Linked DNA regions of Homo sapiens: all the other regions are linked to region 6. The links are chromatin loops, found by intact Hi-C in ENCODE. Cell type or tissue: gastrocnemius medialis. All regions are shown on one strand.

Region 1 (4,000 bases), 170 kb before region 6:
GGAGTTCAAAGGTCTTAGAAGCAGTGGGTGCTGTGGATTGCTTGCTCAAGCTCCATTTTGCTTTCCTTCTAGTTGGAGGCACTGGAAATTTAAAATTGACATATGCCAGATTCCCTGGCAGCTAGGATTCTGAATAGAATTAGGTTCTGATAATTGTGTACTCCTAGGCTTCAGATCTGGAAGGCAGAAGTGAAGTGGAAGCCATCTTTCTTTCTTTTTTCTTTTTCAATGAGATTGTCCTGCAGCAGCATTGCAGTATGCCTTCTTCAGCTTCCTGGGCATTGAGACACAGTTGCAGAGAGAGAAGCAGCTGTGGTGGCTTCCTGATTGTGGCCTCTTGATCTCTGGATCACAGCTATGGGAGAGGGTCTTGAATCCATAGCTTCAGTAGAAGCCTCAGAGTAACAGCTAACCCATTGAGACAATCTGTGTTGTTCTGGGAGTCATTGCTGTAAGGGTCATCCACAACTTGTCTTTCAGCCCTTCCAAAGACTTTGTAAGCACCCAATTCCCTGTATTAAATATCTTTCTGCTTAATATACCTGAAATAATTTTGCTTTCTGTTTAAATTTTTTCAGGCCTTCACAAATGAGAGGCTTGCTGAAATTCACATTTCTTTCCCCACACACAATCACCAATGCCACTCACATCTTCCCTGTGATCTCCGTGTCCTGTTCTTTCAATTCACATACCCTTTCTTGCCAGTGGTCCCCATATTACCAGGTATCAGCAGTCAGGAAGGGACTTAGACTTGAGAGTGGCCAGCTGGAGAGGAGATGCTAGGTTGCCCCACACTTGATTGCCTCTAGGTTCAGATACAGATGCAACTATCTTGGAACTATGCCAAATTCTCCCTCCCCACAACATCTGTTATCACAAGAATCCTAAAATGTAGAACTTTTATCCCTATTCAAGACAGGGCACCCAAAGTTCAGAGACTTTAAATACCTTGTCCAATGTCACATGGTGCCTAAGTGGCAGATTCAAGTTTGGACCCCAGTGTTATCTGATTATTGAGTGAGCTTTCGAAAATGCACAAATGGGCTGAGCGCGGTGGCTCATGCCTGTAATCCCAGTGCTTCGGGAGGCTGAGGTGGGTGGATCACCTGAAGTCAGGAATTTGAGACCAGCCTGACTAGCATAGTGAAACCCCGTCTCTACTAAAAATACAAAAATTAGCTGGGGATCGTGGCGTGTGGCTGTAGTCCCAGATACTCAGGAGCTGAGACAGGAGAATTGCTTGAACTTGGGAGACAGAGGCTGCAGTGAGCCAAGATTGCGCCACTGCACTCTAGCCTGGGAGACAAAGCGAGATTCTGTCTAAAAAAAAAAAAGAAATGCACAAATGTAGTTATTCAGTAAACATCCTCGTTTAGGTCTATAATCCTGCCAAGGACTGAGTGGGAGTTGAACAAGAAACAGAATGATTTCTTTTTTCCTGTGCTGGTGATAACAACCTCCCTGGTTTTGTGTTGGTTAGTGGGAGACAGTCGAGGAAGAGGGGATGGGAAAGACCAAAAAAGCCAGTGAACAAAAGAGATAAAGGAGAGTGGGAATGAGTTGGTGCTAGGGGTGGCAGAGCTGAGTGGCACTGGCATTTTCACGGTGCTGGCAGTGGCAGTGATGGTAGCAGTCCTGGTGCTGTTAGTGGTGGCCGTTTGTCTGCTGCTAGCACTTAAAGGTAGGTGAGCAGATATGAAGTTGCTCAAAGTGTAACATTGCTTCTCCCTAGTTGGTCATTCCTGCTCACCTCTTTTAATCTATGATGAACTTCATTCTGTAGTGAAGGTGAATGCTTCTTTCTGCCCCAGCAAACCCCAGACAGCTCAGCCAGGCTGCAAGTCTTGGCGGGGACACAGACACCTGTCTTTTCCCTGTGAGTTAAGTCACACTCTGGCTACAGACTCATATCTCCTGAGTTTTGTTCTGGGACTGTGCCGATGAGTACTGGCCCACCTCAGCTTGACAATAAGTCTGGGATCTAGAAGACCTGGTTTGAGATTCTAGTTCCACAGCTTTCTTCTGTCTGGGTGATTCTGGCCAAGTTCCTTAACCTTGATATGCCTCATCTCTTTTAGAGATGTTTCTTCATCTCTAAAACAAGGGGAAATAATGCTACCTCACATGGGAGGAATGTGGATAATTGAGCTAACTATCTAAAACATGGCAGGTGCTTAAAATATGGTATCTATGCTATTAGCTATAAACACTCAACATGGAGTCAATGCATCCTCCTACTTGGGGAAGCTGATGAGAAAACAGGTGAGAATCAAAGTGTATTTTTTAATTGATCAGAACAGATTTTCCACAAAGAAACTCCGTTTTAAACTCGTGTAAATAGTCCTGTTTCTTATAAATGAAGTGTTGATTTTTGAGACGGCAAGGGCAAGATGTGCTCTCAACCACTTACCATCTGGTGTAAAACAAAACAAACTACAACCAAACAATTGGTGTTGGCCTGGGTGACTCTGATCTGAGGTGTCTGCCCACAGCCTGATCAAGGCCTGGATGAACACTTCAAAAATCCATAGATTCAACGTGACTTCCTCTTAAGAGGAGCCCGTCAACCTAATGAGTCATGTTAAAATAATTCCCGATTGTAAAAATGCTCATAAACGTTATTCTAAATAGCTCATGTGCCATTAGATTTAGTGGTGTCACTGAAATTTTATTCTGTTCTTCCTTTTATCATAAATATTTGTGTTTATTTTAACATAATTTATACAGAATCAAGGCTTAAATTATGTTTTTAAAGGAGATGGGGGAACAATTGATCAATCTGTGGATCGCCCCATTTCTATTTACAGACCGTCTCACAAAGTTTCTAGATCTAGAACTCCATGAGAACAAAAATATGAAAATATCTACATGATTAGAAGTAAAAAACAACATATTTAAGTGAGACATTTTATTATAAAATGCTCGACACCAGTAAATATTCAAAAGGAGCTAATCAGTAAATATTAGCTCCTTTTGAATATTTACTGGTGTCTTGTCTTTCTCTTTTTCTTTTTTTTGAGACAGGGTCTCACTCTGTCCTCTAGGCTGGAGCGCAGTGGCGCAGTCACGGCTCACTGCATCCTCTGCCTCCTGGGCTCAAGTGGTCCTCCCTGTTCAGCCTCCCAAGTAGCTGGGACCACAAGCATGTGCCAACACACCCAGCTAATTTTTGCATTTTTTTTTTCCAGGGAGACGGGGTTTTACCATGTTGCTCAGCCTAGTATTGAAATCCTGGACTCAAGCAATCTGACCACCTACGCCTCCCAAACTGCTGGGATTACAGGTGTGAGCCACCATGCCCAGCTAATTACTGGTGTCTTAATTTGATGATTCTAACTCATACTATGTTCAGAAAGTGTGTTTTCTTCACTTTCCAAAGGATCCTTAATATTTCCTTTCTTTCCATCCGTTGGCTATTGAGACCATACTAGCTGTGGATAACCCAAATATGATATACCCTCATGGGGTAGCAGTTGTGTGAAGTTGGGAAGACTGGAGTAAAATGGAATGTTCTAGTACTCTAAGGAAAGGAGATATTACCTTTTACCAGTGTACGAGTCATGTTTTAAATGTTTGCGTTGAGGTTAGAAGTCAGGTCATCTCTTTGTGTACTCTTTACTCTTCACTAGTAATTTGTTAATTCAGTCATCAAGCTTCTAGGTAGTAGCCAGACAACCTTAGCTGTCTCCTGTCCCCATCTATAAAATGGTTATCATGCCCACCCTACTGTCAAAGTATAAATATTTACTGGAAGCTCATTTTAGAAATAAATACAAAAAAAAAAAAAAAAGACATGGGCCCTACCTTCATAGAATTGATTGTCTTGCCTTAGAGATGAAAGTGAGAAATAAATAATATTGTGAAAAAAGTTTTTGTTCCCTGAGAATTAGATACAGATCCAGGGGCAATGTAGCTGCTACTTTTGTCACTGCATTGCTTGCTAATCATGTTCCCTGGATAGACTTGTCCTTTCCCTTCCATGGCCCAGATCTCCTGCAGC
Region 2 (4,000 bases), 110 kb before region 6:
TAACTCTTTTGTAAGACTGGCCTTTCCAGCCTGTTTCAGCACACTAGGGCCGTGTGACAGAGAGTTCTTGGCACAATTCACAGAGGTCTCCGTACTTAACAGCCTCTCATTTTCCTACTAGTCCGAGAGAGTTTGTACTGTGAGTTTTTCAATCAGAAACAAGCAGCCCTGAGATCTGTGGCTGGCCACCAGTCCTTGGGGAAGAAGCTAGCTGCAGCCCAGCACCCTGTGCCCGCGGCAGGCAGGCTGGGGAGGATGCACATTTGTCCAGGAACAGCAGGTTTGAGGCCCTTTGGCCATCCCATTGGCCATCTCCAGTCTCAGCTGAGTAAACTCCCTTCGCCCCCATCCCAAAGTTTGAACTCAGTAACTGTTTTAATGTGAATCAACATAGGAGGAAAATAAAAAACAGCTTGCAAGTTTACACAAACAAAACTTCAGCTCACAGAAATCCAGACTAGCAGGTGCTTGGGTGGTGTACTGCAGGACACCCCAAATCACTCGCTCCTGGGTCCCTGACTGAGCATGCTTCTAGAGTCAGTGTTAGTGATGGAAGAAAGCAATAAGGGAGGGGAGAAGGTGTCTGGAATGTGAGACAGCACAGTGGAGGGTTGCTGAGGTGGAAGGAGAGAAGCAGGATGTGGGCCCCAATGGAGTAGGAAGGAGGCAGGGTCCTTGACCCCAGCAAGTGTAGGGATTGCTGATGACAAAAGAGGCCTGTGTCCTTCAGCCAGGCAGGCAGGGGAATGAGGCCTGGAGGTAGGGTAGAGGTGGCCAGGGGTTAGGACACGGAGGAGCCGTTTGGAAGTAGATTATTAACGGGATCCCAGAGCATCTGCAGGGGGAGATGGGGGGCAAGCCCAGGAAATAGAGGGCTCTAGAGTTGCCTGTACATTTAGAGGACTGATGAAATCTTGTTCGAATAAAACCACTGGGCCCCAATCTGAAGTTTCTTGCAGGATGATTAGAAAATATGGCTTAAGGGGACTTTGCCTTGAGAGGGTCCTTGATAGTTACTCTATTTTTTTTTTTTTTTTAATTCTCATTTTCTCAGGTGAGAAACTGCCTGCCAGCCAATCTGATATTGGCTGGTTCCTCCAGGTCCATATAGCATTCCCTTTTTGTATATTGAGAGCCATCTCATAAATACATTCCATGACTAGGATTATGCGTGTCCTGCTGTTTCTTTGCTTCTTGACATTCTCAGCAACTGCTCCTCTCTCTGCATTGGGCATTGTCTCCCCAAGCCCTTTAGCAGCAGCGAGACTGCAGGCCACCTTTTATGCTTATTAATTTTAGGCAAAGTTTTCAGGTTGGCCATCCTGGTGCACTGGGAGAGAAGTGAAGGATGGGAGATTTGTTAGACTCATCTGGCAAATTCCTTTTACGTTTTACATTCTCCGCAACTACGAGTTTGTTCAGAGCAAGTATTGAGCGTCAATTCCACGCAAGGTATTATTTTGGACTCTTGGGGTTATCCAGGTGAGTGCATCCCCGGAAGCCTCATTCCTCCTTCTCTGTGCAACTGGGTTTCCAGGAAGCATTCAGGGAGCTTAACATTCAGTCATGAACAATAAGGCATTTTTCTGAATAACCATGCTATAGAGCAGAATGCGATGAGTCCTCTAAGAGGTGTCTAGATTGAAATGCTTTGGGAGTTCAAAGGAGGAGAGATTTACCGTGCACGTCAGAATTGTATGGAAGCACAAGTTGTACTGAGAGAGGATAAATAACCTATTCACTTCATCGTAATACCATACATAAAATATTATTGACATGGCTGGCAACACTGTTAACACTGTTTGGGCATTGCGAAAAAGTCTGATATATAAATAACCATGGGTTCCTAGAATCACGGCATCTAGAATGTGAGCACGGCAAGCAAATTTGGAAGACATCCAGTTCAACCTCCTCATTTTGCAAATGTATAAACAGATGTCCAGATAGGTTAAGCCAATTGCTCAAGATCATAGAGCTAGTTTTGTGGCCAAGGCAGGGGCAGAAGCCAGCTCTTCTTACCCACTGTCCCCAAAGCTCATCTCACACTGGAGTTGTGACATCAGCACTATTCTGCCTCTGCTATACAACAGGCCCTGGAACATACTCGAACCATGTAGGTGATTTGTGTCCCTGTCTCATCTTTCTTACCAGAATACCATCGGAGCTCCTCTGGAACATGTCCTTGTCTTCTCAGAGTGTGAAGTGTGTGTGTGACAGTGCTTTTCTGAGGACTCAGGTGACCTGGAGGCTGGAGAACAGCATGGAGCAAGGAAAACAAAGACGATGTGCTGGAGTGTATGTTGCTTTCATAATTATGTGAAAGAAAATGTAGAGAAATTTGAAAGGTAAGATCTGACCGCTTTGACCCCTCTCCTCACACCAGCCTATGCCCCACTTTCTTGAAGACCCACTCCCCAGCTTAGCAGCCAGGTACCCATCACAGCCTGGCTTCAAGAAGGGAGCCCAGTCCGCCAGGTTTGTTCTCTCTCCTTCGGTCTGTCTCTGTTGGCCAGTCTGTCCAGGAGTCACTCTGTCCATGGGTCAGTCTCTCCTTCTTTCTGACTGTCTTCCTATCATTCTTTCTCAGTTGTTCCCTCTCACCTTAAGGGCTGCCTAATTTCTCTCTCATCATGTCTTTACTTCTCTCCTAGCCTCATTTCCAGCTTTGGCTTCCTCATAACTAAAGTGTGCTGTGGCCCCAACATGGCATCCTGACTTCTTTTCAGAGTCTGCCTCCAAGCTTCTGGCTGGTCTTGCCACATACTCCAATTCATATCCCTTCACATTACATCAAGCTGGCTCAGTCTGTCTCTTCTCCTCTGGCCAGACAATGGCAGATCACCTTGGTCAAGCATGTCCTCTGGACCAATTGCCCCAGACCAGGATTATTTAAATACAACTCGTCCATCTGCAGTTGTCCTTAAAATCTGATTTATAGAAGGTCTGTGTGGGCTTGGCATTTCTGGTGTCCACTCATTCTGTCTAGTGAATTGTCCTTCTTCCATGACGCCAGTGGTGATAGATCTCACCCTCCTCTGATCCCTGGGCCTGTTGGTTGTGGAGTTTATGGGCCACTTCTGCAACTTGATGGCCTTGGGCCATGGAAAGGCCTGTCACCCCTTTTCTGGCACTAGAATGGAAGCTTCAGTAGGGCAGGAACCCTATTTAGGCATTTCAGTTAGGCTTGGCACACTGTCTTGCATGGAGAAAGCTCAGAATAAGACAGAGATCCTAAAGTATCTTCAACAGAACTAATCTGACAAATTTCCAAGGCTCCTTTGGGAGATAAAATCTACTTGGGGGAATGGGAAAAGGATGTCTACATAGATTTAGAATAACGACCACCACCACCATCATCATCCTTGACAGAACCTTTATGCCAGGTGCTGTTCTAAAGCACTTTACATACTTTATCTCATTTAATCCTAACAACAGCCCTGTAAGATAACTGTTACTATGCCCTTTTTACCTTTAATGAAGAAACAGCCTCAGGGAGATTAAGAAATTCACCCAAGGTCACAGAGCTAGAAGGTGAAAGAGCTGGATTTCCAACCCAAGTGTGCCTGATGTCAACTCTGATCTAAGATGTGGACGCACATGGGCAGAATGATGACGTGCTCTTCCCAACCTCTCATTTAGCCAGCATGTGAGAGGGCAAGGTGTCTTCAGCAACCATTTCATTTGTAAACATACGTGTTTTTATCCTTGGTCTACGCAATAGTATTACCACACAGGTAATACCAGTGGGTGCTGGGTGTTTTTTTTTTTTTCCTCTTCTACATATTCCCTCCAAAATAAATTATTAATTGCCCCTCTTCTAAATCTTATGTCACAGTCTTTAATGCCTGCATCTGAATTGCTGTTAAAACATCTCTTGGAGTCGTTCCCTGTGATATTACAGTCCGGGTTCCTGCGGCGTAATCCCACTTGCTGGTTTTTCCCTTTGCATTGCATTTGGGTGATGAATGGCCCTTTGATGTTCCTGGCATCTGCCTTCCTG
Region 3 (4,000 bases), 360 kb before region 6:
TAAGGAAGACTTTCTTAATTGAGCTGTGAAAATGAAATAATAAACCATTTTGCGAGATGGCAAACTTCAGTGTATATATTAATCACCTGGGGATCTTGTCAGTTCTGATTTAGTAGGTCTGGGCTGAAGCCCAAGGTCCTGCATTTGTAACCAGCTCCTAGTGATGCCAGTGCTGCTGGCCTCAGAACCACACTGGGAGTAGAGCAGAGCTGGGGGTGTATTCAGGTTCAGAGATGGGACATTAGGAAGGGCAAAACAAGAACTTAGCTCATAAAAACCACCCCACAAATTTGGGTGGGTAGTGACCTTGTGAACCACATATATGTAAATATTCCTGAAAGAATCTATTCAAGAAAGTATCAACTTGTGTTTTAAAGTTTTGATGTTGTGTGATTTTTTTTTTGTGCTAGTGGAAAAGACTGGTTGATTTCATTAGTTTGTTTTTGTTCATTCGTTTGTTTTTGTTCCCTCTTGCAAATAATATATCAGAAATGGTCATGAATTCAATCAGAATTTTAGGGAAAGAAATTTATTTGTGTGAATGCCCCTTCTTTAAAGAAACAGTAACAACATCAACAGAAAAGCCCCAAAAACTGAACTAAAAACTACCATCCTGCCCATTTGTTACTGTATTTAATGCATCATACTTGACAAAGTTGCTACCCTGTGCCATATTCCACCTGAAGAGCCAGTTTCGCCGGTGTTCTGTCTGCTCACTTAACCATGAGTAGATTTCCATTTCCCTCCTCTGAACTGGGGCCTCTTTCATTCGCTTGTTCCGTTTTGCCTATCACAGTCTTGACTTGGTAGAGGATTTTATTCCCTGTCAGTCTTCAACCTCTGTTAGCCTATGATTTGAAACTGAGAAAAGTCCAAGTTGGAAATTGAAAACGAGAGCCCGATTCTCTGAGGCTGGGAAAGCCTCTGAGGACTTGGCCCGAGCACCGCCCGCCACCATAACAGGTTAACAGGAAGAATGTGGCTCTGCCTGCCGGCTCCTGGGCACATTCCTTTCTGTTTGGGGACTGAAGTACTGGACACACACATTATTAAATTACTTAATGAAGATTTTGAAGCACACCTCTAATCCCTTTGAAAAGGCCCTTTGAGCTGGAGAAGGGTGTGTGGGCAGTGAGAGAGAGGCGCCTTCACCCTGGTGAACAGGGCCCCTTAGAAGCTCCCAGGGTGCGAGTCAGCAGCGTTCCAAGGCTGACCATTACTTTCTGCCCTGAATTGGCAGAAGAGACTTAGGGGAAAGTTCTTTCTAGGGCAGGACCCTTCACCGGGGGAAGATGTAGGGTTTAGGCTCCAACCTTGACTCAGCATTGCCATTTACCATTTTGGCACAGGACCTTGTTGAAGCCATGACTAAGGGCCTCCAGGTGGTGGGCTGTCCTTTACAGGTCCTGATCACAGTTAGGGATGCAGCTCGGACTGATAAAAAAGGGCCTTGGGCTCTGTCAGAAATGTGTGTAGTTGAATTACATAGGTGATTCTGATAATAAAGATGTTTTTGTGTTCCCACTACCCTCTTATTGGGAAGATGTCTGCCTTAGAAAATAAGAGAACAGGCTCCAAGGCTGGGTGACCAGGAACTCATCTCTGGCAACAAACTCCAATAGCCTTTGTCTTTATCTGTGGTAATAATAATTATAATAGTCCTAATACATTCTGGGGTTATGGTGGTGATTGATTGAGAATGTATAAGGAAAGACTAGATATTAAAGCATTAATCACGTGTAACTGTCTGTAAACAGCGGTTTTGTAGTTTTTTGCTTTTAGTAAATAGGCTCCCCCGTGTGATCAATACTAAACTGACAGCAAAAGAGCAGTCCATTCTTATTAGACCATGCTTGGGGAGATAAGTTGCTGCTGGCTCATGAAGGACACATTCTTCTTGATGTAGGGAGGTGGAATGAGGATTTAGGCGCTGTCTTCCTCCCCTTTGGGGTAGGGTACCTTGCTGTCTTTTGACAGAATGAGGATGAGAGGAGGTGGTAGGAAGGCGGGGGAGGATCAGTGATGAGATGGCACTGGGGACAGTGGAGAGAATGGTTGTGCATATGATTTACGGTCTTTCTTTTCAGTATACTACAGTGCTTAGATGTGTATGCAGAAATCAAGAGTTATCAGTGATGTTTGAAAATTAGATGTTGCTGGCATGGAACTTCCGTTTTCATTGAGAACAGAGCGTGCTTAGTGACGTGTATATTTAGTACAGTAAGACAGTTGCAGAAGGATGGCCCTGATGGTGACAGTGATAATCCTAACCCTAGATGCTCACTGGCTGGGCACAAGTACAGGATCTCACTGGAACCTCACTAGGTATCTGTTGTCCTCCTTTTATAGTTGAGAAAGAGAAAGCTTAAGTAATTTGCCCAAGATCATGTAACTAATAACTGGCAGGGATTTGAGTCAGGATCTCCAAAGCTACATCTCTTCCTAAAGCTAGTTTTAAAATTTCATTTCTCATATATGGAGTAGCCCACAAAGGCTGTATGCAAGGTAGTCTTCAGAAAGCTTACATCTTCACCAAGGCACATGAAACTGCAGAAAGAAGCAATGTTAGGCGTTCCTGATAATAATTATCTGCCTGGATGACAGCAGTCCTGCTTTATGGTCACAGACCCCAGCTTTCTGCCAGAACATGGCTCAGGACTCCTGAAAATCATCCCATTCGGGAGCAAGTGGGTTTAATTTCCTTTTCATGAAAGGAAAGATTAGCTTTCATGCAAACACTTGGTCCATTTGGCCATTTAATAAGAAGACTGAAGTCTCATGTTCCATAACTTTATCAGCCTAAAAGTCCCTTTGTTGTATCATAAACACATAGGCTGAAACCCCTGTCCTTCCAACTCAGAGCAAATTCTGTTGTATTAAATAACCATGCCATGTACTGAATGTTTTTACACTTATTTATTGGACTTGACTCCTACCTCCTTCCCGCAAAAAAAAAAAAAAAAAAAATTAGCTGACATTTCTACAGGGCCTACGACTAACCAGAGGGAAAGAGACTCACATGTCACTGTTTGTAGCCAGCAGTCCAAATTGTGAAATAAACATACTTTGAAATGTGGTCATAAAATACCTCCTGTATTTTATGGCCCACAGAGAAATGACAAATGTTTGAGGTGATATGCTCAGAAGAGCATAGAAGTGATCAGGGTGGGTCATTTTGTTAACCGTTCAAGGATGGAGATTCTGTGTTCAAGGAATCAGAGGAAATTGTGAATTTATTTGAATTTCTGTTACTGTTCACTTGATAATTTTATAGTTGTCTTAGTGGCCCTTCTAACAGAATATGCCCCTTTATGAAATATTACCACCCCTGCCCCGTTTTACCCTGATTTGATCATTATACACTGTATACATGTATCATAGTGTTACTCAGTACTCCATAATTATGTTTAATTATCATGTGTCAGTTTAGATAAAATTGTAGCATGGACCATTGACATCAGTATCACCAGGAAATCTCAGGCCCACCCCCAGACAATACTGAACGAGGATCTGCGTTTTGACAGGATAGATAGATCCCTGATGATCCCTTGTATGTTCAAGTATGAGAAGCACTGATTTTTATGGTACTCAGTCCCCCTCCAACTTACTGGTTAGGCTTATAGAATGGAGGCTTTATTCTTTACAAAGTGTGTCAAGCTCTTTTAAAGCTAGGCTTTAGAGAACAAAAGTCCAAGTGTACCTGTTTAGCATCAGGGCTGTTTTGCATTTCTAGCAAAGTCTGACTTATTAAACCTCCTAATCGCTCCATCTCAGTTTTTTCTGTTTACGTTGTATTTCATTTGCAATGTGAAGCTATTAGGATGTTCCTTTTGTGAGGGAAAAGGAGGGATAGATTCCATCTTAGTTCTCATAAAAGTATAAAAATCAAAACCAAATAAGCATATATAAAGTCTACTGTATGCTGGTGCGGTGGCTCATACCTATAATCTCAGCACTTTGGGAGGTCAAAGTAGGAGGGTCGCTTGAGCCCAGAAGTTTG
Region 4 (4,000 bases), 130 kb after region 6:
TGAACTACAGTGCACCTTTCTCCCTTATTGTCTACCTTCTTACTTGGCATTTAACAGATGCCAAGGCATTGTTATAAATCTTTTTACGCACAGGCTACCTCCCCAGTTACACTACTAAACAATCCTTTGGAGGGTAGTCATTATACCTTATGTGTCTTTGTAGTTTGATTGAGCATAACCTCTGACCCATAATGGGTACTCCTTAGACCTAAGGTATGGATGAGAAGGTGAACATTGTATGTATTCTATATTTACCAAATATTCTTCATTGTCCATTCTGTTATGCAGATTCTGAATTCCAGTTATGTCTACAATATCTACAATTTCAATGATGAGTGTTTTCAGGTTGATAACCCCAAGCTATTGCCTAGGAGTAATGTCCACTTAAAACCAAGAGTTTCAAACTCATGCCTTCATGGGGCAGGCAAGCAATCAAGTTGGACTATGTCCGTCTAGCTCCATATTTTTCCCACAAGGGAACACCAGGAAGATCAAACCAAGAAGCCTGTCTGTGTGATGGCCCCTTCTGGCTGGTGGGCTGCCAGGTTGCAGTCTTGGCTTAGAGCCAACTGGGCTGAGCAGGTTCATGCCTCTGTAGTGTAAATTACTAGGCCTCTAGCTCCATCAACTCTCCATGGTCTTTTAACCTGTTGCTATGGCAGTTTGTTCTCTGGTTAAGGCCCTTTTGCCACCCTGATCCAAATGCAATGCTTGGCTGAAACCAAGTACAGAGATCTGTCTCTGGGTCTACCCTAACTAATTTAGGTCTATCTACATAGATCCTTATTCTCAAAGATCAATACAAGCTCACCAGGCAAAGCTTTTTGTTGCCTTCCCTCTGAATTTGACAGCCAAGGGTGCTCCAGCTAGTTCCAACTCTCCACTGCCCTTAACAGGTCCTTGACCTCATTGCCTTCACCATTTAGTCAGGTTGACTCTCTGAGTTCCAAAAAAAGAGATAAAGAAGATCTTGTGCTCTGAGATTGATCATGTATTTTGTGTCAAGTGCTTTTGTGTGTTTGGCCATTAATTTTTGTTCTGATTGCGTATGGGGAGGTGATTTTTTCTTAACTTACTTTCAATTGTAGGCACATTCTGGTCTTTCTTCTTTATGTATCCACCATCTTTCTTTTCTTCAACTTAAAACAACAATGCTATAAAGTAGAAGAAGTTGGCTATTTTGGTAAAGACAGAATGGCTTAACCAAAAACACATGAAATTTGGGGTGAGGTAGATCTAGGTTTTAATCCAGCCTCTACTAATCATTGCCTCCATGAACTTAGGCAATATTATTGTGGTTTTTCCTCTACAAAAAAGGGCATTATGTAATTACGTGCAAGCAAAACTGACTCATAGATGGTGCTCAATCCTGTTTTTTTTCCCTTCCTTATGAAGTATTTTCACTTTGAGTAAAGTAGCCACGGTATCTGCTTTCTTGCTATAGAAATTAGCACTCACTATATGGGAGACATTTGTAACCTACTCCCCTCTCCCTTCTCCTTCTTCGTCAGTCTGTGGTCTCTTAGATTCAGGAAAGAGAATATACATTGGGCAGATGTTTAGTCAGCAACTGAGCAATTACTTTCTCCCATCCCTGACTAAAGGGATCTCACTTGGCCTGCAAGCTCGGGTAGCATTCTTAGACTGTGAGCCACAATGCTTATGCAATGTTAGCTATATGAAAACTAGGCAGCCTGCTGTATCCTGTTAAATGACACTGAGTCTGAGATGGCTCCTTGGAAGACTTACTTCTACTTCCTAAATATAATAGGTAATATGATTCTACTAGCTCCATCATAGTACAGGGCAGGACCTGATTCAAGTTATGGTTTGTTGTCAGGCATTTTACCAATTATATTATGTAATCATCAGGAGAACCCTGTATGTTAGGCTATCCTTCCCATTTAACAGATGAGGCAGCTAAGGCTCAGAGAGGTTGAAGTACTTGCTTAGGGTCATTGAGTTAGTAAAGGTCAAAGATAGGATTTGAGCCAAGTTCTGACTGGACACTAGTTTGTGCTTGTATGGATTGTGTTCCATTGCCTCTAAAAAGCAAGGGATTCTGAGAGTCAGCCAGTGGGGAGGGCAGCCTGCAGGGATATAGATCTTCATTCGGCTCCACATGGAGCCACAGGTATTTGGCATCTCTCATTGCCCTATGGGGGCTTGTAAAGAGTAAATCGAAGGCTAGTTTTAACTGTGACTCCATAAAATAATAATGTCAGATCATAGCCTTTTGTCTGTTGCTGTTCCAGTGTTGACTGATAGGTTACATTTTTAAAGATTGCATCGGCAATTCATGCTTTATTACTCCTGAATTAGCGTAATGCTTCAAATCATCTTGTTGTAATTCAGAATAATTATCTATAATTAAAAATAAATTCTTGTAGGGTGAGAATATCAATTTCTATTCAAATCCCTTTATTTTGATTGTGCCTATCAGCCATTACCCAGCTCCTACCCAATAACTCTGAGCACTTGTTGTGGAGCTAACTTTGCTCTATCCAATGCTTTTGTATTTTTGGCACCATTGTGTATTCTCTTTTGAGATCAGCATTCCTCTAGGTATTTTGCCTTAGTTGATGCTCTTAAAGGTACTGGCTTTTGTTTGGTTGGTTTGAGATTCTGATGAAAGCTATGAAACACACGTTAGAACAAAAATCACACAGGCACATACAGACAGATCAAGCATGGAATTTCAGAAGAATCAAGCATCCCCTAGGACTCACGTTCTCTAAGTATGTCCCTGACCAGCAGCATTAGCAGTACTGGGAACTTGTTAGAAAAGTAAATCCTTTGGCCCAACTGAATCAGAAACTTTGGGGGTGAGGACCAGTAATCTGGGTTTTAACAAGGTCTTCAGGAGATTCTGATGCCTGGAAGTTTGAGAACCACTACACTAGGAAGAGTTAAGAACTCTGGTCTGGCAGGATGTCGCTGAACATGCTGGAATAAATATTAGCACTTCTGAGAGCAGAAAGGGTAACGGATCCATGCAAGCTCTGAACTTATTACCTTCACCAGGTGTTAACACCTGCTTCATGTTTCAGACTAAGGATCCATTTGCTCCCATGGGAGCCAAGCCCGTGGCACTATCATCTTCCATATGGAGGGGTGAAGAACCAGCTGGGGACACCCCTGGGGAAATGCTCCCAGGCTGGAAATATTAAAGAAGATAGAGGAGGTGATAGAAATAGGTGGGTTCTCTCACTGGGTACATACCCATACTTAGATGGCCCACCTGGCCTGGCCTAGGAGTCACCCTTCCCTGAGGCAGGCAAGTACTGGAGACTCTCATGCTGTATAGCAGAGTCTGAGTATGATTAGAGAAAACACAATTTGATGCTTAGAGTTTCAAGACGTCAGAGACTAGTCCCAGCTACTCGGGAGGCTGAGGCAGGAGAATCGCTGGAACTCAGGAGGTGGAGGTTGCAGTGAGATTGTGCCATTGCACTCTGGCCTGGGCGACAAGAGCAAAACTCCATCTCAAAAAAAAAAAAAAAAAAAAGAAGTCAGAGACTGACTTTTAGAGTCAGAGTCAGTCTCTAACTTTTTCCATATAAGAGGTTGTATGTCTCAGCAGATAACTGTCATTAGATTTAATCTTTTAACTATGCTTCCATGCCTAGGTTTTACAATGTGAGTAAAATCTAAGTAAAGTTACGTAGATTCCTAAAGAAGTTCTCATTTAAGACCTGAATCTCTCTTGAGTAAACATTTTCATACACACAGTTTATTGCCCTAGATACCATAATCATTTGCCCTCCATGAGGACAGAGACCTGGTCTCCTTGCTTATGGTGAGCGCTCAAAAAATTTTTGTCTAAATAAGTACATTTATTATCTCATTGAATTTTCAAAACAATGCCCAGAAATCTGACCTGAGAATTATTAGGAGGCACAATTCTTCCCCTCTCCGTATTTCTATCTTAACCATAAAGTGAAAAGATCTGACCTTTTATTTCACCCTTCACAAAAGCGGGGAATACCTGAATTTCTCT
Region 5 (4,000 bases), 110 kb before region 6:
AGGCACATTGTAAAGCCCATGGAATTGTATTAAGGAGTTTGGACTCTATCCTCTTGCTCAGTGACTTTCAAATCTTGACAGTACATAAGAATCACCTGGGAGTTTGTTAAAACACAGATTTCTTAGTCTTTCCCTGGTATTTTTTGTTTCAGCTGGCCTGGGGTAGGGCTAAGGAATCTGTTTTTAGTGGTTCTGATGTAAGTGGTGCAGATCACACCTTAGACTAGATCATTGGGAGGGTATAAGTCTTCTTGTAATATCTGTGCAAAATAAATCAAGAGTTTACAGAGGCAGAGAGAGGTCTGAGGCTTTTTGACAGTCGGGCTGCAAATCGCTCCGTGGAGCTAGAGCCAAAACCCCAGGCAGGCTTCCTGGTTTCAAGCCTGTGCTCTTTCTCCTTTGTTCAAACACCATCCACACAGTGCCAAAGGAAGCCAAACCCAAGGCCCAGCCGCCGGGGTTAAAGGTCTGAACAGCTCGTGTGCCCTGACCAGTTCAGATCTCTTCCGGCCACTGCTTTCCTTCTTCCCAAACCCCTCCCCCAACTACTTTATGGATTAAGCATAAAAATGCCTATGGGCATCCACGTCCTGAATCTGACTCCTTGTAGTGCTGAGCACAGATTTTTAGGAAGAGAGACCAGGCACCCCTTATAGAAAGAGCTTTTTGATCAAGAGCCATCAGGCAGCGCGTGGAGGGCCTCACCTAGTTCTTCCTCCTGGGCTTGGGCATGCTCTCCTCCCTGCTTGCCTCTGCTGAGGACTGTATTTCCTTGAATTCTGCCTACCTACTCCCAGCGGGGCTACAGGCGATTGTCTGCACCAGTCCTCACAGGAGGGTGCTCCCTGCCTTTTGGCAGTCAGTGCTATTTCTCTGAGCTAGGTAGCCTGCTCTAAATCTTACTAGGTTTACAAAGAGAATCCTCCATCCCACCTCTTTCTAGAAGAGGACTCTGAGACATTAATTGCGGTGAAGGCATGGGCCCTTGTTCACAAAGGGTGCCAGTAAGTCCTGGAGGAGTCCCTGCCCTGGTTTCTGGTTTATTCTTAAATCTTCGAAATCATCCAGTCCCTTCTCACTTTAAATTCAAAAGCACAGAGTGCTAAGCACTCAGGACCTCTCTTTTTGACTTGTTGGCTTTTCCTGGCAGAGATATTTAAGAGCAATTTCACACAATTGGCTGAATGTTTCCTCTCCATTCTCCCCACAAGTGTCTTTCAAGGAGAAGTGAAAACCCTGTGTTAAATGGCATCCTGGAGCTGGGAGAGCATCAGCTGCCTTGGCCCCAGGTCATGGACAGAGCTTATAAACTAACAAGCGCTGAAAGCAACTGTGAAGGCCATGGCCTCAAAGAGCCACTGATGCTGAGCCTGGGACTGACACGGGCCCATGCTGGGGCCAGTTACCATGGCCAGCCTTAAGTTTTCTGGATACTGGAGGCTTTGCAGAAATGATGCATTGAACTCAAACTTCCCGGTGCCAACTGGGACAACACAAACATAGGCCAGCTATTTATGTAGTTTTCCAGAGGCATCTGGGAGAGCAGTAGTCTGGAGGGCTCTGGAATTGTCTCCTCTCTGTTAACTGTGACGATGACTGGGCTGTCCTAGATGTAACATGCCCCCCACTGCACTCCCTGTGGCCGTCGCTCTTCTGCTCTCATGCTGTTGTAAATAAAAGCAACCGTTTAGGGAGCATTGGCTCTGTGCTAGGTACTTCATATGCATTATCTCAAGTCATAACAGCTGGAGAGCTATTCCTCTCACCCCTATTTTGCATAGAGAGGCCAAATGGTTGACCCAGTACAACCGCACAGAGTTCATACCCAGGTTGGCAAGAGTCCCACCTGATGGTGTTCCTGCACCCAGGATCCCACGTTGTGTTGTCTTTCCTGGAAGTCAGAGTCAGGTCATTATCCTGAGTGACAAGGAGGTTGCTTAGTAACCTAAACCAATCGAAAAGCATGAACTATGGCTTGACAGATGACTCGGTAAATTGTTTCCAGTCCTGGGCATGTGCAGTTCTGGACATTCCCAGAACTCATGGAACTACTTGGAAAGAAGGTGGTGAGAGGGAATGAGAGCCAAAAGAGAGATAAAGTGCTGGGACTATATGTAGACAAGAGTTGTCTACATAAATATGAAGGCTTTAAATTACACTTGCCTCGTGATTTCCCCTTCTATTGCTGCCTCTGTCTGAGGTTTCAGCCACAGCAGCAGAGCTTCACCAGCTGCTTATGCGTCAGAAAGGGCAGTGCTTGGGGCTTCTCCCCACTGACCAGGCACCCAGACCAGAACAAATGGTCCAGCCAGTGGGATTTATATTCAACATCATTATTATAGGTTACTATTTTTGACATGTATTTTGATTGGTGGCTTTACTTGTGATTTCAGGAGAACTGGTTATCAGTAGTGCCATCCTGCTCAAATATCTTCAAATACACACCACCATCCATGTGTGGGTTGATTAAGGAGCTGACGTTCATTAGATCTGCAGTCTCCTGACCTGATGTGCATCAGAATCACTGGGAGAACAAACAAACAAAAATGAATCCAAAACAAGCAACGAACAGACAGATTCTCAAGTCTTGCCAAGTCCAAAGATTGATTTGGTGGAGAAATTGTACTTTGAAAGCTGCCCAGGTAATAATTCTGGCATATAGCCAGGTTTGTAAAATCTTGAATGAACTGTCTTGGGCAAACAAAGGAATTCTAGTTTTTTATCTGCCAGCTTTTAAAAATTTCCCATCTTTGAAAGGAAAGTGTTACATTAATCACAAACTCCCATGGTCAAGGTGATAGCAAAACAACACTGTATTCTGGTTGGAACCTTGGAACATTCAGACCTTGGAGAGAACAAGCAAAACATTTTCATAATTATGATGTCATGTGGGTTGAAAGCAGAGTCTTGATTTGGGTTCCGCTGCTGCCCATAAACAGCTGGGTGGGAATTTGGGTCAATCCCTTCACTTCTCTATAGCTCCCTTTCCTCATCCCCAAAATGAGATGCTTGTTTGATTTCAGAGTTTCCTGCTAGGTCTACAATTCTGTGATTAGCATCTCTGCTCTCTGGAATATTCTTTTATGTCCGGTGACTTAAATCAGATTATCAAATATTTATTGAACACCTGCTATGTGTCCAGAAACTGAAATTATTTGAAAAATTGGATCTGTGGGGGAAAGAAGGGGCTGAGAAGGGACAAATACTAGTAAAGAGAAATGGATGGAGCTCAACAACTAAGAATTTTTGAACTCTAATAAATGTTTCTACTTTCTCGCTTAGAGCCATTATGTGTGAGTAAAGTGCAGGTTACAGTGAGACAACTGGCTGAAAGCAGCAAACAAATATAACCTGATAGATGGTAACTGAGGTACTCAGCCCTTTGGATGACAAATATTGCTAGGTGATAAAAAGCACTAATGCATCAGGTGTGAATCTGCTGCTTCAGGAAAAATGTATGACCAGAAGGGAAATACTGGTGATTTGACTGACAGGAACAGCTGGAGGCTCCTATAATTGTCCAGATAGAAAGCAGGAAAAAATAAAAAAGAAGTTGTGTGCTATATGGAAGGACCTGGTGTGAGCTTGTGAGCTGTGTCTCTCGAATGTTCTTGTTTCTGAAGATTTCTGCAGGTGGTTGATTCTATGATCTCTCGGTTTTTCCCAGAGCTCAGACTCGAGGTGTTCCTGAACAGTGGAAACCTCAGCCTCCCAAAAAGCCCTCAGTGCAGTTCTCCTTTCTGTGGAGGAGCCAGTGGTCCGGAGTGGGGGTTTTCAAATGGCTTTTTGAGTTGCACAGGAGTGCTGACGGTGGAGCGGGTGAGGGGGAGAGGGCAGCACAGCAGCACCAGCCGAATCTCCCTAAATTAGACCAGTCTCCTCTGACCTGATGGACATATTGGGGGCTTTCCATGAAGCACTGGGATGAGTTTCCCAGTTGGCAGAACTCGTGAGCTACTTTGCTGGCCTTAGTCACCCATTTGGCAAAATGAAGTTAGGC
Region 6 (4,000 bases):
AATAGGGTGGCAGAACTAGAATTCTGATCAATCCATCAAGTAATTCTTTCAACAAGCAAGCCCTGGGAGTCTGGTTCCAGCAGCCTCACCTCAACCATTTGTGAAATGGTTTCCCTGGCTGCACATCTACAAAATTACTGTTCTGCTTACCTGGAGTGAAAAAACTTGGCCCAGCAATTGGGATATCTAGGCTCCAGTCCTAGCTCTGCCCCTAGTGATCAGTGTGACCTTAAGTAAAGTACTTGAATTCTTTGGGACAAAATTTTCTCATCTAGGAAAACAGAGAATTGGATGAGAGAGTGCTTTCTCAATCCCTGATATCCATTAGAATCAATGGAGGGGACTTTCACAAATACTTATGCTTCCTCTTCAGAAGTTCCATTCGCATAGTTTGGTGGACGGCCGAGGCATTCGAGCTGTGAAATAGTTTCCAAGGGATTCCAGTGGACAGCCAAGGATGAGGCCCCAGAAGATTGATCACTCTTTAAGGAAGGTCCACACCTTCCACTGTCTTCCTAAGACTTCATCATACAAATCTCTGCATGATGTGCATGTCTGACTCTTGTGACCACCAGAACAAATTTCATGATTTCATGAAGGCTTTTATTCTGGTCACAAAGCTGAGTGGCTCTGTGGTCTGCAGCATTGGGCATTAGGGAGTTCTGATCTGGTAAGAAAAATTTCAGATTTTACATTTGAAAATTATGAATATGGGAAAGAGGATTCATTTTTTTTTTCTGGGTAAAAGAAGCTCCGTCTTGGGTTGATAGGTGCAGCAAACCACCATGGCACACGTATACCTATATAACAAACCTGCACGTTCGGCACATGTATCCCAGAACTTAAAGTAAAATAAAACAAAAAAGAAACTCCATCTCGAGAATGGCTCCTCTGAGGAGACTGAAGCAGCCCTGGTACTTTGTGTGCTGAGAAATAACCTGGAGTTGAGAAATGTACCAGACTCCAGAAGCACCCGCCTCAATTTGGCCAGGAAAGTGCAGTCACTGGATGTCTGAGATATTACGCAGTGACATGAATGTGAGGCACGAGTGCTACATGGAAATTATTTCTTCCTTAGGGTTGGATGTTGAATATTCTCCTGGGCCTCTGGGAACTTGTGCTCCTATGGGGTGCATGTGGCAGCACGTGGAGCCCCACAAAACCCCACTGGATGGAGGTAGCATCACGACCAGTAATCCTTGCCCGAGGGCATTTCAGCAGCATGATTCCTCCTCACAAACTGCTTCAATACATTTTATTTTAAGATGATTTAGTTGTTAAGAATTGAGTGCATGTCTCTCTACGTTGTCCCGATGGAGTTAAGCCTGGGTGGATGCCCTTTGGATCCCCAACTTTTCTCACTTCTGGTTCTGAACTGCTGAACCCAGAGATGTTTGCCTTTCCGTGGCAGGATGACATCAGCGAGGAGGCAGTTCCTCGGCCGAGGGAGCCAAGTCCTCAGACACCATCTCGGAAGCAGGACAAGTACATTTTGTTTCTGCGATTCAACCCAGAGAACTGCTTGGTCCCTGAAGCCTGTGCCAAATGTGTTTGCGCAACCTCAGCGGCGGCTTCCAAAACGTAGTTCAAGAATTTGCCAAGGGTGTCATTTCTTTTGGGAGTGAGGATACATGGATGGCATGACTCGTGCTGGCCAGACATGAGTGAATTGGAGGCTCAAACCTCAGAAAGGGTTAGGGTCCAAAGTGACAATCTTCCTGGCTAGACTAGACATGAGACATTGCTCCAATACTCACCCCAGTGGGGACACACAGCTGTGGAGAACATTGAGATCAAGTTGGCCGGGGCATGGTGCCATCTTGTTTTGGCTAGGGGCATGCTAATGCAGTGGAAAGGAGCAAGAAAAGCTACCAATTTGGCTGCGACTCCTGGACATTTGCTCTGCATTCTTGAATCCTCCTGGTCAAAGAGAATTTCCTTGCAAGTCCTTACACTCCAGGCAATGGTATAAGAACACACACACACACACACACACACACACACACACACACACACCAGAGTTTAAACCTTTTAGGAGATAAAACTCATCTATTGCATGTGTGTCCACATACATGTGCTACCACTAGGAGAAATACAGGACTACAAAAAGTGTGCACATATAAATGACCAACATTTTAAAGGCTAAAATGGTATCTTTCAAAGGCCAATTTTATAATAAACTCTTAAACTTTGTAGTATTTTACAGTTTATAGAACAACTTCACATCTCATCTGATCAGCCTTACAACTTTGTGTATGTATTAGTTTTTTCTCTATTTTAACATCTGAGGAAATTAAAGATCAGAGAGGTTAAGTGACTTGCTCAAGATTGCACAGCAATTAAGTTCCAAAATCAGGGTGAAAAACATGGCTCCTCCCCATCTAACCTCTCTGCCACATTGGCTCTCTAGTCTTGATGTTAGAAAGACTGAAGGCCAATAGGCATGTGACTCATCTATTTATAGGACTAGATGCCAGGACCTGATACCTCGAAGTGTGGTCTGAGGGCCGGCAGCAACATCCGCTTCACCTGGAAGTCATTTAGAAATGCAGAATCTCAGGCCCACCCCAGACCTTCTGATTTTTAATCCGCATGTTTACAGAATCGCCTCTGGTGATTCATGGGTTTAGTCAAGTTTGGGTCACCCTGGAGGAGGGAGCTAGGGTTTCAGTCTCATTTCTGCCACACTCGAGAGCCCCTAAGGGCCAGAACTGCATAATCTGGGGAACTAAGAAAATGATTATGCCAGGATCCCATGCCTGCAGTTCTACCTCTGGAATGGGAGTTGGATTAACTTGCTTAGAAAACTCTCCTGGTGGTTCTCATATGCAGCCAGACTTGAGAACCATGTGAATGGATCATCTCTGAGGTTTCTTCCCATCTTTTCTGAGTCTGTGAGCCTGGTCTTTAGGGAATGGGCCTATATATGCCTCACCCCCATCTAGTGCTTTATTGACATTTCAGCATTGGTAGAGCATTTTGTACTGAACCCAGCCTTTTTCCTTCTGCCCAGAGACTTGACTTTAAAAAGCATCCCTGAGGCCGGGCGCGGTGGCTCACACCTGTAATCCCAGCACTCTGGGAGGTTGAGGTGGGCGGATCACAAGGTCAGGAGATCCAGACTATCCTGGCTAACATGGTGAAACTCCATCTCTACTAAAAATACAAAAAAATTAGCCGGGTATGGTGGTGGGTTCCTGTAGTCCCAGCTACTTGGGAGGCTGAGGCAGGAGAATGGCGTGAACCCGGGAGGTGGAGCTTGCAGTGAGCCACCGCACTCCAGCCTGGGTGACAGAGGGAGACTCTGTCTCAAAAAAAAAAAAAAAAAAAATCCCTGAGTAGGTCAACCTCATGTGGTAACTATACAGATTAGATGGGGTATTTGATTCCCTTCCTCTCCCAGGGCAACAAAGTTAAAATGTCAAGCAGGTCCCAGGCTCCCTGCTTCTATCTGAGGACCTGTGAGAGGCGTAAAGTTTCATGCAGAAGCCCCTGGGATCAGGAGGAAGGACCCGCACAGTCCACTCTTTAGGTGAAGCTCTCAAATGTCTCAGGATTGGTGGAACAGTCAGTATATTGCCAGTGCCACTAAGAACACCATGAGAGCCAGATCCCAGGGAAAGCCTGGCTGGTTTTGGTTAGGCATTGAAAGCCTCAAAGACATTATTGTGTTCATTGCACCTCTTAAGGAAAAAAGCAAAAACCAAAACACAACCTACATTTTCCCATGTGTACAGAGTCATGCTGTAAGATTTGGGAATGCGTTCACTCTCCTGTGGAGCCATCTGCTTGAATATCAAGAAAGAAAATTCATTAGGGAGAGATTAAGCCCGGGTCAGGAGAGGACAGCTGTACAGCCGAGGCCACCGAGCCAGCCCATGTGTGAAGGAGCTCGTAATTCTAGATGTCCCATATTTCACTGCTTTTTTAGATATGCAGGGATGACGCCAGGCAGTGGGACCCAGACTGATTTACTGGGTTTGGCAAAACAGTCTAGAAA

The links. Peaks named below come from ENCODE experiments on the same cell type or tissue, not always from the same donor. Only the 100,000 strongest peaks of a DNase experiment are listed, where the experiment ranks them.
Region 1: it touches region 6 in a loop (2.0-fold over the local background); 5 of 110 quality-filtered maps call a loop at or near these places.
Region 2: a loop joins it to region 6, with 10 times the contacts of the local background. A loop is called at or near these places in 3 of 110 quality-filtered maps.
Region 3: a loop joins it to region 6, with 3 times the contacts of the local background. A loop is called at or near these places in 2 of 110 quality-filtered maps.
Region 4: it touches region 6 in a loop (2.2-fold over the local background); 4 of 110 quality-filtered maps call a loop at or near these places.
Region 5: it touches region 6 in a loop (7-fold over the local background); 4 of 110 quality-filtered maps call a loop at or near these places.

What each region holds. Positions count from the first base shown.
Region 1 is chr13:40,407,335-40,411,334 of GRCh38, reverse strand. All of the region lies in intron 6 of LINC00598 (long intergenic non-protein coding RNA 598), which reads left to right. It also overlaps the pseudogene RN7SKP2. Among named protein-coding and RNA genes, the nearest start is that of LINC00598, 72 kb to the left of the region's middle. In gastrocnemius medialis, no CTCF peak of the experiment used is centred here; DNase peaks (open chromatin) are centred at 1,254 and 1,864; H3K27ac peaks cover 1,557 bases.
Region 2 is chr13:40,348,454-40,352,453 of GRCh38, reverse strand. It overlaps LINC00598 (long intergenic non-protein coding RNA 598), which reads left to right. Exons shown (of 7, transcript NR_024507.3): 7 at 2,152-4,000. Among named protein-coding and RNA genes, the nearest start is that of LINC00548, 130 kb to the right of the region's middle. RefSeq lists an enhancer at 1-76. In gastrocnemius medialis, no CTCF peak of the experiment used is centred here; DNase peaks (open chromatin) are centred at 264 and 2,053; H3K27ac peaks cover 3,602 bases.
Region 3 is chr13:40,594,906-40,598,905 of GRCh38, reverse strand. All of the region lies in intron 1 of FOXO1 (forkhead box O1), which reads left to right. Among named protein-coding and RNA genes, the nearest start is that of FOXO1, 70 kb to the left of the region's middle. In gastrocnemius medialis, no CTCF peak of the experiment used is centred here; DNase peaks (open chromatin) are centred at 165, 1,030 and 2,265; H3K4me3 peaks cover 2,621 bases; H3K27ac peaks cover 4,000 bases.
Region 4 is chr13:40,107,084-40,111,083 of GRCh38, reverse strand. The region is part of intron 3 of LOC124903162; the gene reads left to right. Among named protein-coding and RNA genes, the nearest start is that of LINC00332, 73 kb to the left of the region's middle. In gastrocnemius medialis, no CTCF peak of the experiment used is centred here; a DNase peak (open chromatin) is centred at 1,633.
Region 5 is chr13:40,342,599-40,346,598 of GRCh38, reverse strand. No RefSeq gene overlaps it. Among named protein-coding and RNA genes, the nearest start is that of LINC00548, 120 kb to the right of the region's middle. In gastrocnemius medialis, no CTCF peak of the experiment used is centred here; DNase peaks (open chromatin) are centred at 1,998, 2,248 and 3,958; H3K27ac peaks cover 4,000 bases.
Region 6 is chr13:40,233,924-40,237,923 of GRCh38, reverse strand. No RefSeq gene overlaps it. Among named protein-coding and RNA genes, the nearest start is that of LINC00548, 15 kb to the right of the region's middle. In gastrocnemius medialis, a CTCF peak has its summit at 2,073; DNase peaks (open chromatin) are centred at 993, 1,563, 1,803 and 2,503; H3K4me3 peaks cover 558 bases; H3K27ac peaks cover 4,000 bases.